Linked DNA regions of Homo sapiens: region 2 is linked to region 1. The links are chromatin loops, found by intact Hi-C in ENCODE. Cell type or tissue: mammary epithelial cell. All regions are shown on one strand. Links, peaks and the distances in the headings refer to the core of each region. The heading gives the core; the rest is flanking DNA.

What was found. Hi-C counts contacts between places; a loop is a spot of excess contacts. Peaks named below come from ENCODE experiments on the same cell type or tissue, not always from the same donor. Only the 100,000 strongest peaks of a DNase experiment are listed, where the experiment ranks them.
Region 2: it touches region 1 in a loop (2.9-fold over the local background); 4 of 110 quality-filtered maps call a loop at or near these places.

What each region holds. Positions count from the first base shown.
Region 1 is chr6:7,639,109-7,644,489 of GRCh38, forward strand. No RefSeq gene overlaps it. Among named protein-coding and RNA genes, the nearest start is that of SNRNP48, 52 kb to the left of the region's middle. In mammary epithelial cell, for the core only: a CTCF peak has its summit at 2,324; a DNase peak (open chromatin) is centred at 1,993; H3K27ac peaks cover 1,708 bases.
Region 2 is chr6:7,696,052-7,701,432 of GRCh38, forward strand. It overlaps LOC105374906 (a long non-coding RNA gene), which reads left to right. Exons shown (of 4, transcript XR_926437.4): 3 at 1,936-2,074; 4 at 2,308-3,931. Among named protein-coding and RNA genes, the nearest start is that of BMP6, 27 kb to the right of the region's middle. RefSeq lists a silencer at 12-176 and an enhancer at 2,225-2,519. In mammary epithelial cell, for the core only: no CTCF peak of the experiment used is centred there; DNase peaks (open chromatin) are centred at 2,260 and 3,600; H3K27ac peaks cover 1,654 bases.

The DNA of each region.
Region 1 (5,381 bases), core at 149-5,148:
ATTTATTCTTTTTTTAGTACCTAATGCTTTAAAAAAATCTACCGTTCACTTCTCCACAATAGAATAAAAAACATAATTTTAGAACATGAGAAACTTTTTGACATTTTCAGAATAGACCAGTGACCAAGAACTTTCTGAACCGGAAAGTTTGTCTCCAATTTTATAGATTTTCCCTTCCTTTGAAAATGGATCTTATCATCTATAGCAGGGCTTTGTAGTTTTGAAAAAATATAATTATCCAAACTATTTTCTAGGTCAAGAATTATTAACAAGGAACCACTGAGGATGGCTAGAATGCATTTCAGGTTTTTAGGCCCACAAAGGATAATCTAGACCCACAAGGATAATCCATTCCTATCTCTTTTCTTTTTCAAACAAAGAAAAGTGGACACTTAGTCTGGGGCCTTATCTGACAATGCAATAGAATACTGGAAATTCAGATTAGAAACCAGGGAACCTGGCACACTTGGTTGCAGTAATTGTGATCTTGGCTTCTGTATTAGTCAGCTTGTGCTGCTATAACAAAGTGCCACAGACTGGGTGGTGGCTGAAACAACAGAAGTTTGTTTCTCACAGTTCTGGAGGCTAGAAGGCTGATCTCAAAAACTACTGTCTGATCTGGTTGCTGTGAGAGCTCTCTCCCTGGCCTGCGGACAGCTGTCTTCTCACTCTGTCCTCACAGGGGCTTTCCTCCGGGCATGCACGAGGAGAGAGGGCTCTCGGGCTTTTTCCTCTTCTTATAAGGGAACTAATCCAATCTTTAGGGTCCCACTCTCATGGCCTCATCTAACCCTAATCCCTGTCTGAAGTCCCTGTCTCCAGATTCCATCACGCTGGGGGCCAGGGCTTCAATATATGAATTTTGGGAGACACCATTCAATTCATAGCAGCCTCCTTTATTACCTTTTTTTCTGGAATATATTCTAAGCTCTGAGAGTATCTTCTCAGCATCTTGGTTTTAATATCTGAAAAAATGAATCTTACTAGCAACTTCTCAGGAATGTCAAAGTTTATTTAGAAAATAATTGCATGTTATAAAAGACCAAATCTATTCTGATGCCTTAGATGTAAAAGTAAACCTGAGGAATATTTTCATGATTGTTATCAGTTTGATTGGGAAATTGTTGCTACAAACACTCATTCTTGTTATCATTCCCTTTAACTCATGGGGTCCCCTTGGTGTAGTAGATAGAATGAACTGTAGTCTATGTCTCAAAGCTCAGGTTCTAGCTCTGCTCTGGAACTTGCAAATCTAAACTGTCAGTCTTTCCACCTTTTTTTTTTTTTTTAAGATGGAGTCTCGCTCTGTCACCCAGGCTGGAGTGCAGTGGCACTATCTTGGCTCACTGCAAGCTCCGCCTCCCGGGTTCACGCCATTCTCCTGCCTCAGCCTCCTGAGTAGCTGGGAATACAGGCGTACACCACCATGCCCGGCTAATTTTTTGTATTTTTAGTAGAGATGGGGTTTCACCATGTTAGCCAGGATGGTCTCGATCTCCTGACTTCGTGATCTGCCCACCTCGGCCTCCCGAAGTGCTAGGATTACAGGTCTTTCCACCTTTAAGAAGTCCCTTCCCTCTATAATATTGGGGAAAGAGGGGTGGATGTCTCCCATCTGCTCTCATTTGACCTCTCAGAGTTATATTCTCACCTTTTCAACTTTACGCTTCACTTCCTTCACTGCTGGTCTCAGTCTGGAACCCACTGACTACAGTGCCCTTGCTCTTTGCATATGCACGTGTGTGTGTATGTGTGCCTATGGGTGTACATGTGCATGTGTGTGCACAAGTATGTATGTGAAACGATGCTGATTAAACAGGATGATTATCCAATACCAATCAACTTGGATAATCTGATTATCCAAGGAAGCTCAGAGGAATGTATTGACTCACATGAAAAGTAGTACAAAGGTTCTTTATCACTGGAGTCTAGTGAGAAAGAACAGTCGCATGAGTCAGGCAAAGCAACTTTATTACTCACAGATAGGTGGTGAGGATAAACAGAAGCCTAGGATCCACGGCAAGCCAGTTCCCCCAGGCTCAGGGGGGCTGCCCTGGGTGGCTGGAGTCTTGTCTGCACATGACCCATGTTGCATTGCAGCTAAGGGACCGCAAAAGCACTCCACTCTGAGTTTTATGCCCTTGGTGGAACTTGGATCACTGAGTTCAAGTACTGCAGGCCATCCTGTTCTAGGAGGGATGAGGACATAGCCCAGGCAGTTCTGGACAGTTGCCCCTTACCTTAGGATGTTGCGGTCTCTGTATATTCTACAGTTATTCCAAGAACTACCAGCAGGAGTAGGGAGAGCCGGGTAGTACAAAGCCATCTGGGCACCTGTCCTCCTGTAGATAGAAAACACAGGGTTACCCAAAACTCAGGCTCTGTCTTTTACCTCTTTCTTTCTACATGCCATCGTTCTCCTAAACTGTTTCACTCCATAGGATTAAAATTACAGCTGCTGGCAGCATTGGGCACAATCTTCCCAGCTTTCCCAACTGATAGGAAAGAGCTTCTTCCAGCTTTAGCTGAAAAAACCTGGGCAAGGGTTCTCATTGGCCTGGCTTGCCTCCTGGGTCAGCTTGACGAGCCTAGCTAGGGCCAAAAGCCTCCTCTGGACGCATGTGGTCATGGGAGTGGTCCCCTGCAGCTGGCACATGGATCACCTGCTACAGTGAGGCCATTTCACCAAAGAAAGGAAGGTAAAGATACAACCACCATGTGGATGTGAGCTGGGCAGTCACCCTCACTTCTCAGTTTCTGCTCTAGTGGGACAGGTTTTGCAGCCCTCTTTTGGCTCTGCAGAGGTCCTCTTTACAGCCCACCACACATAGCTACATGGGTAGATAGGATTTACTGAAGGACTGGGGAAAACTAAAGGGAATGACAACACATAGTGGGAAGAACTGCAAACCATAAGCTGGCAGTGCCCATAGTCTAAGGGCAAGCATGCAAGGCAGTCCACCTCCCACAGGGACCCTGTTCTGATGTACTGGTTTCTTTTCTTTTTTGTTTTTGTTTTTTTGTTTTTGAGACGGAGTTTCGCTCTTGTCGCCCCGGCTGGAGTGCAGCTCACTGCAACCTCCGCCTCCCTGGTTCAAGTGATTCTCCTGTCTCAGCCTCCCGAGTAGCTGGGATTACAGGCATGGGCCACCATGTCAGGCAAATTTTTGTACTTTTAGTAGAGATGGGGTTTCGCCACGTTGGCCAGTCTGGTCTCGAACTCCTGACCTCAGATGAGCCACCTTCCTTGGCCTCCTAAAGTGCTGGGATTGCAGGTGTGAACCACTGTTCCCGGCCTGTTGTTGTTGTTGTTGTTGTTGTTGAGACAGAGTTTTGCTCTTGTTGCCCAAGCTGGAGCACAGTGGCACAATCTTGGCTCACTGCAACCTCTGCCTCCCGGGTTCACTGATTCTCCTGCCTTAGCCTCCAGAGTAGCTGGGATTACAGGCGCCACCACCCCCCGTCTATGCCTGGCTAATTTTTGTATTTTGGGTAGAGATGGGGTTTCGCCATGTTGGCCAGGCTGGTCTTGAACTCCTGACATCAGGCGATCTGCCTGCCTTCGCCTCTCAAAGTGTTGGGATTACAGATGTGAACCACCACGCCCAGCCTGAGGTACCCAGTTTCTGCCCTCAGGCCCTCAAGCCTCTGTGCCATGCACCTCCACCCTCTAAGCTCCAACTTGACTCTCCTGCCATTTGGGAAACCTTGTCACATGCATTGTTATGACCCAGCATACACCTTCCTCCTCCCAGCAGAACTTCTGCAAAGTCTCAGCAAGTCAGTCTGGAAATAGCATCCCAGTAGCTCAGGGAGGGACAGGCTGTGGTGGCCTCTGCCATCCAAGTTCTGCAGAATTGTGCAGGCGATGGACTTTGGTTTTACTGCTCCTGAATATGCTGTGTCAGACTCTCCTATGAGACTGCCTGGCAGACTTGTTTATGCCCTGCCTAACAGTGTGAGTTGCAGATGTGGATATGGTCAGCTCTCCATATCCGTGGGTTCCACGTGCATTGATTCAACCAATTGCAGATTGAAAATATTTTTAAGAATCGTGTCTGTATGAAACATGTACATTTTTTTCCTTGTCATTATTCCATAAACAATATAGTATGCCAACTATTTTCATAGCATTTACTTTGCATTAGGTATCACAAGTAAACTAGAGAGGATTTAAAGTATATGAGAGGATGTGCATAGGTTATATGCAAATACCATGCCATTTTATATCAGAGACTTGAACATCTGTGAATTCTGGCATCCTTCGGGGGGCCATGAACCAATCTTCAGTGGATACTGGAGATAATTGTATTTATTTTCCTGTCTAGCAGAGAGAAAGAGATCAATACTTTCCTCACAGTTCCATCACTGCAAGTCCTACTTACTCACAATAGGATTCTGTTCACCTTGCATTTTAAATTGTCTCCCTGTGGGTCTGTTGGGGATAATAAACAGGCCCATTGCTCAGCCACACACAGTGGCTGTTCCTTGGCTATTAAGAATACCTTGCCAAGTCACTGAGCTTTCTGCTGAGAGGATTAACTTCTTAGATGAGGATCATGCTTCTTCATCTCTGCCTGAAAGAGAAAGTTGTTATTATTATTATTATTATTATTATTATTATTTTGAGATGGAGTTTCACTCTTGTTGCCCAGGCTGGAGTGCAATGGTGTGATCTTGGCTCACCACAATGTCCGCCTCTTGGGTTCAAGCGATTCTCCTGCCTCAGCCTCCCGTGTAGCTGGGGTTACAGGCATGTGCCACCATGCCTGGCTAATTTTGTATTTTTAGTAGAGACAGGGTTTCTCCATGTTGGTCAGGCTGGTCTCGAACTCCCAACCTCAGGTGATCTGCCCGCCTCGGCCTCCCAAAGTGCTGGGATTATAGGCGTGAGCCACCGCGCCCATCCAAAAAAGGTGTTTTTTCCCCTCTTTGTTATGCAAGTTATTTTAGTTTGGGTCTCCACAGCAAGCTTGAATATTTCTTTGAAATTTACCGCTTATCTTAAAATTATTGTAAACTTTTCAATCTACTCCATTATACATCTGTTTGTTATATAAGTAATGTTTTAAATTACTTTCTATTAAGCAAAATAGATTTTCTGAAAAGATATACCATATTTATCTTTTGATTCTATTATTCTCTAGCTGTGAGTTCTTCTTGGCATTGAGCTTGAGCATGAACATACGGAATTACAACCTGACTACCCACCACCCGCAACCCCAATCCTCTGGAGCAACTTTGAGAGCTTGAGCCTTTGTAAAATTGCATCTTTGGAACACACAACCATATCCAGCTCTTAGAGGGTGACAAACAGAAAAGAACTTTCCAGACAAGGTCAGGACAGTCAGAGACACTGCAATGCCCTGTGGCATATGCAA
Region 2 (5,381 bases), core at 150-5,149, 57 kb after region 1:
ACCTGAATGCCTTCGTCCTGAGCACCCACTAGCCTGGGCTCTGTGGACTTGCTCTCATGCTTGCATTTCCCTGCAGGTGTTCCATTCAGAGACGCCCAAGACCTGAGGCCGCTTGGGTTCATTGGCCTATTGATGGCCTTGGATCTGTCTTGCCAGAGCACCTCCACAGTGTTTTGGAAACATGTGGGTTGGGATTGACCAAAGCTGACGTGACTAATGGCAAAGTGACCACGGTTTGGGTCAACGTTCTCTGACCATGAAAAGAAGAATCGTTGTCTGTCCTTGCTAGGAACCGCACATGTGCCAAGTTTATTTGTAATGTGTTGCTGGGGATATTCCTACCAATAATGAATAATTAAGCCCAGAATTCATTTTTGGGTCTTTGTTGGGTTTTTCTTTTCTTTTTTCTTTCTTTTCGTGACTCAACCATTAGCTTGTGTGGCAAATATAAAACTGAAATCTGGTAGTCACCCACTACTTAAAACACCTTTAATGGCTTCCTTCTTTTCTTAAGAGAAAGGCTTAAAATAATTGATCAGTGGCGCCCAGTCCCTAGGTAGTCTCTGTCCTACCCAGCTCTCCAGCCTCACTCCTGGCCCTGTACCCACTCTGGCCTCTGCTTTGTCCCTTGGACTACCCAGATCTTCTAGTTCCACAAATGCACCCATGCTCTCCTGCGCAGGGTCTCCCCATCAGAAAAGAGCAGTCCTCCACCTAGATGGCTCTTCCTCCCTCTTCACTCCCAATTAATTCTGTCTCACCCTTTAAATCTCTGCTCAGATATTCCTTGTTTGGAGATACCTTTCTTAACCTCCTTGGTTACGTGGTTAGGTTCAACCCTCTTAACCTTATGTTCTTTTTTTTTTTTTTTTTTTGAGACGGGGTCTTGCTCTGTCACCCAGGCTGGAGTGCAATGGTGTGCTCTCGACTCACTGCAACCTCTGCCTCCCAGGTTCAAGCGATTCTCTTGCCTCAGCTTCCTGAGTAGCTGGGATCACAGGCGCGTGCCACCACACTCAGCTAATTTTATATTTTTAGTAGAGACGAGGTTTCACCATGTTGGCAAGGCTGGTCTTGAAATCCTGACCCCAGGTGATCCGCCAGTCTCGGCCTCCCACAGCGCTGGGATTACAGGCATAAACCACTGTGCCAGGCCCCTTACGTTCTATTAAAGTGTGTTGTTCCCCTTTATTGGAACCTTTATCCCAATTGTTTTGTCAACACAAAATTGGAGTGTTTATCCCAATTGTTTTATCAAACTTATTTTGTGATTCTTTGATTCACGTCAGTCTTTCCTACTAAATCCCCTGCCACAAGGGCAAGCACTGTGTCTGGTGCCACTGACTACTGTCATCCTATAGGATGATAGGCATTTAATCAATATTTGTCCAATAAGTGACAAAATGACAAAATGAACAAATGACAAAAATGAATGAAAGATCGATTAGGGCAAACCAAACCCTCGTTGAGAGATTACAAAACAAAAAATTACTTGAATATACAAGTCATTTATTTAGAGAAAAATAGGGTTATCACCATGATACCTAAATTAGTCATAGAACACACAGAGTTTTCTGGTGGGGAGGGGAGAATCCCATAACCAAGCAGCCTCACATACAAGATGATAGATGGCTATTATGTATTTTTTCCTTCTCTGTATTTTTCTTCACGGAAGCAAATGGAACTTTCCAAATATCACTGTAGGATTGGAAAAAGTGAAGCAGTCCGTAGTGCCATTTTGGGGGAAGGAGGGGGAAGAAGGGGAAAGGAGTCTGAAAAGCGTTTATGTTTGCTAATGGAAGTCAGATGTAGTACTCATTTTATGTTACTTAAGCAACGTGCTACATTTTCTCCATTAGTGGTCTTGTCAGGCATAGGATGTTTACAGGAAGTTGCACTAAGATAAGTGTGTCCTTTAAATTCTGTATCTTTCAGACCTTAGCAGTCTGCTGACTCCAGCTTTCAGCAGAGCAGAAACAACGCCTTGGGAAGACTTAAAACAACTTTGAATAAGAACCTGCTTGAGAAAGATTTGCCTTACAAGCTAAATGTTACATTTCCACTCAACAGAAAGGTACTGCTGTGTGGCCGTAAAAAGCTGGCCAAAACCCTGTAACCTTTGCAGTTAGTCATGTTATTTTTGGTTCATGCCAACATGGATCACAGCTGTGACTCAACAGAGCCACTGAAGCAAGAATTCAAAGAGTTTAAAGAACAGCAAACTCAGAAATGACTTTTTTTTTCTTATGGTGTCATTACGCAACATTTCTTGTCGTTTACCTTTTCTAATTTACCAACTCCATACAGATGAGCTCAGTCGTTGTTTGGCAATTGAAAATCTGAGTTGCGTCAGCACACTTCCCCAAATCCCACTGCAGGCGGAGGATGATGAAGCTTTCCTTTCTGGGGTGTTTGTTTTACGTAAGTAGTGACTTACTTTTCAGAGGTAAAAAAAAAAAAAAAATCTGTGTTGATATATGTCTCCCTCAAACCAAAAATAGGACTGGGGATTGATTTAAACGTTTGCAGTTCCCCATTTGAAGATGACAGAAAGCCCATATCGACTGGTTCTGCCTTTGTTTTTGTTTTTCACTAATTTATATTCACAAAATGAAGCCATAAGCTTAGACCTCACCGAATGGAAAACAGGCATGGACTTCAGCAGGCAATATATTAGCATATTTATCAACATCCTTTAGATTTTTGCTTTCATTTTTTAAATTACCATGTAAACTTGAAGATAACCCCAGTTTTCCCATTTGTGGGAACATAAGAAAGGGAGATGAAAAAAAATAATATTTGTCCCTTATCTATGAAGTGCTTTTATTTTTTAAATTTTTTTTATTACCTGAAGAACTACATTATCGTCAATATGAAGTGCTGTTTTTTTAAGCATTATGATTAGACTTAAGGATTCTAAGGACTAAAGTATTAAGGTGTTTTTTGTTGTTATTTGCTAATCATTAATCAACTGTTTTACCTGATTAATTTTCTCTTTGGGAAAATAGATTGAGATTGTGATCTGGGAGACCAAAGTAGACATTACTTTATCAATGAAGAAGGACCTTAAGGTTAACGAAACAAAAAGTTGGCCAGGTGAGGTGGCTCACGCCTGTAATCCCAGCACTTTGGGAGGCAGAGGTGGGTGGATCACGAGGTCAGGAGTTCAACACAATCCTGGCCAACATGGTGAAACCCCGTCTCTACTAAAAATACAAAATTAGCTGGGTACGGAGGCACACACCTGCAGTCCCAGCTACTCAGGAGGCTGAGGCAGGAGAATTGCTTGTACCTAGGAGGCGGAGGTTGCAGTGAGCTGAGATCATGCCAGTGCACTCCAGCCTGTGTGATGGAGCAAGACTCCGTCTCAAAAAAAAAAAAAAAGAAAAAAAAATTTTACCTATGGATTGAGAGCTTAGGGCCCAGCTGGCCTTGCGAATTTCTAAATTCCTGTAAGAAAATCCACACTCTTGCTAAACTCCCTAACAATAGGAGCTATTGGGCAAATTATCCTAACTCCAATTTGCAATCCAGACCACTACTATTCTGATTGGACAGAGGACAGGCCTTACAAACATTCTTTTCTGATGAGCAATTGCAGACCTTAAGCCAGTTTCAGCCAGCTTATAGAGGCTGCACACACACTGTCTTTGTGTCCTATAGTTCACCTTTTGCCCCAAAGTGAATATGGGATGTATATTACATGTTTGTTTATTCATTGCTCCTGTGCTTGGCTCTCCTCATAAATATGTATAGCTTCTACCCCAAACCTGCTGAATACGTATGACTCTATTGTGTAATACAGACTCTCAGAGGAATGAGACCCAACCTGTCCTTCCCCTGTTTGAAGAGAGAGCATCTTTGGTCCATGCTGGAGACTTTCTCTTCCAGCTTGCAACTGATATCACCAATAAAGCTCTTCTTTCTACTATTTAGTCATCCTGGTGGTCTTTTGGATTATAAGTTTTTGTGTCCCATAGTTATACCCATTGCTTAAGCTTGCCATATAGAAAATGCCATTCATAGACACAGCTCTTCATTTGAGTACTTAAAGGTAAGTTTAAAATGTGGAAACAGGCTGGGCACAGTGGCTCACGCCTGTAATCACAGCACTTTGGGAGGCTGAGGCTGGTGGATCACCTGAGGTCAGGAGTTCAAGATCAGCCTGGCCAACGTGGTGAAAACCCATCTCTACCAAAAATACAAAAATTAGCTGGGCATGGTGGCACGCACCTGTAATCCCAGCTACTCAGCAGGCTGAGGCAGAAGAATCACTTGAACCTGGGAGTCGAAGATGGCAGTGAGCTGAGATCATGCCATTGCACTCCAGCCTGGGTGACAGAGCGAGAATCCATCTCAAAAAAAAAAAAAAAAAAAAAAAAAGTGGAAACACCATTTTGGAGGTTTTCTTTCAATAACAAAGATGTTGCCCAAAAGGAAATACATTTCTACGATACCCTTTGGGTGTGACAGGGAATTTTATACACCTCCATAAGGAAAGTGTATAACATTCTTGGGAGCTACCTTCAAGCATTTACTGTACAGGGAAAATGGAAGATGGTCTACTGAATGAGTGTCTCACTGTGGATTGGTCCAGGAACCAGTTCAGCACATGGTAGCAGCTATTCCTTTTTAAAGTAAACTGATGGAACTTTTGTTTCCTTTTGTTTCCTGAAACCTTTTGTTTCCTGATTCTCTTGTTTTTGGCAAATTCTTACTTGAAAATATTTTTGAACTAGAATGTTTTGAGCTCGGAGAACCTGCAGAAACCATCTTATTTATGGATGCAGAAGGTAGCACAGAAAGGTTAAGGAACTTACCTAAAGTTACACAGCTAATTTGTGGCAAAAGTGGGATTCACTTCCAGGTTTAGTATGTCATTTGAATCACGTCATAACCTGCTTTGGAGAACAAATTGATCTAAAGAATTGACTGTTCCAAAGAATTTGGTTTATAAATCTTAAAATCATTTAGATCACAAAATGTCATGAGAGAAAACACTGAGAATATAGAGAAATGTTCAGAATATTAGAACAAATTGAAGTTGTACCTATTTCAAGAAAAATAAAATCTTTCCTATATCTTTATGTGTATAATGATTTTTAGATTATTTTTTAAATTGCCAAAATTCAATTTGGCAAAGCAGTGAACTTTGAAACACATGTTAATAAACTGAAGTTTTATTTACTGATTTTCTATAAACAAATAAACACTGAAATGTTATCTATAATAATGAATATTCTTGTGTTCCTGGAACACATTGAAATATTGTGTTGTAATAAAATAAAAATTACAGTGCTGTAGAGGTTAGCATTGGAGGTTAACGTATTATTTCGATGTATAAAATATAGTATTGAACAAAACAGACATAAATCAGCATA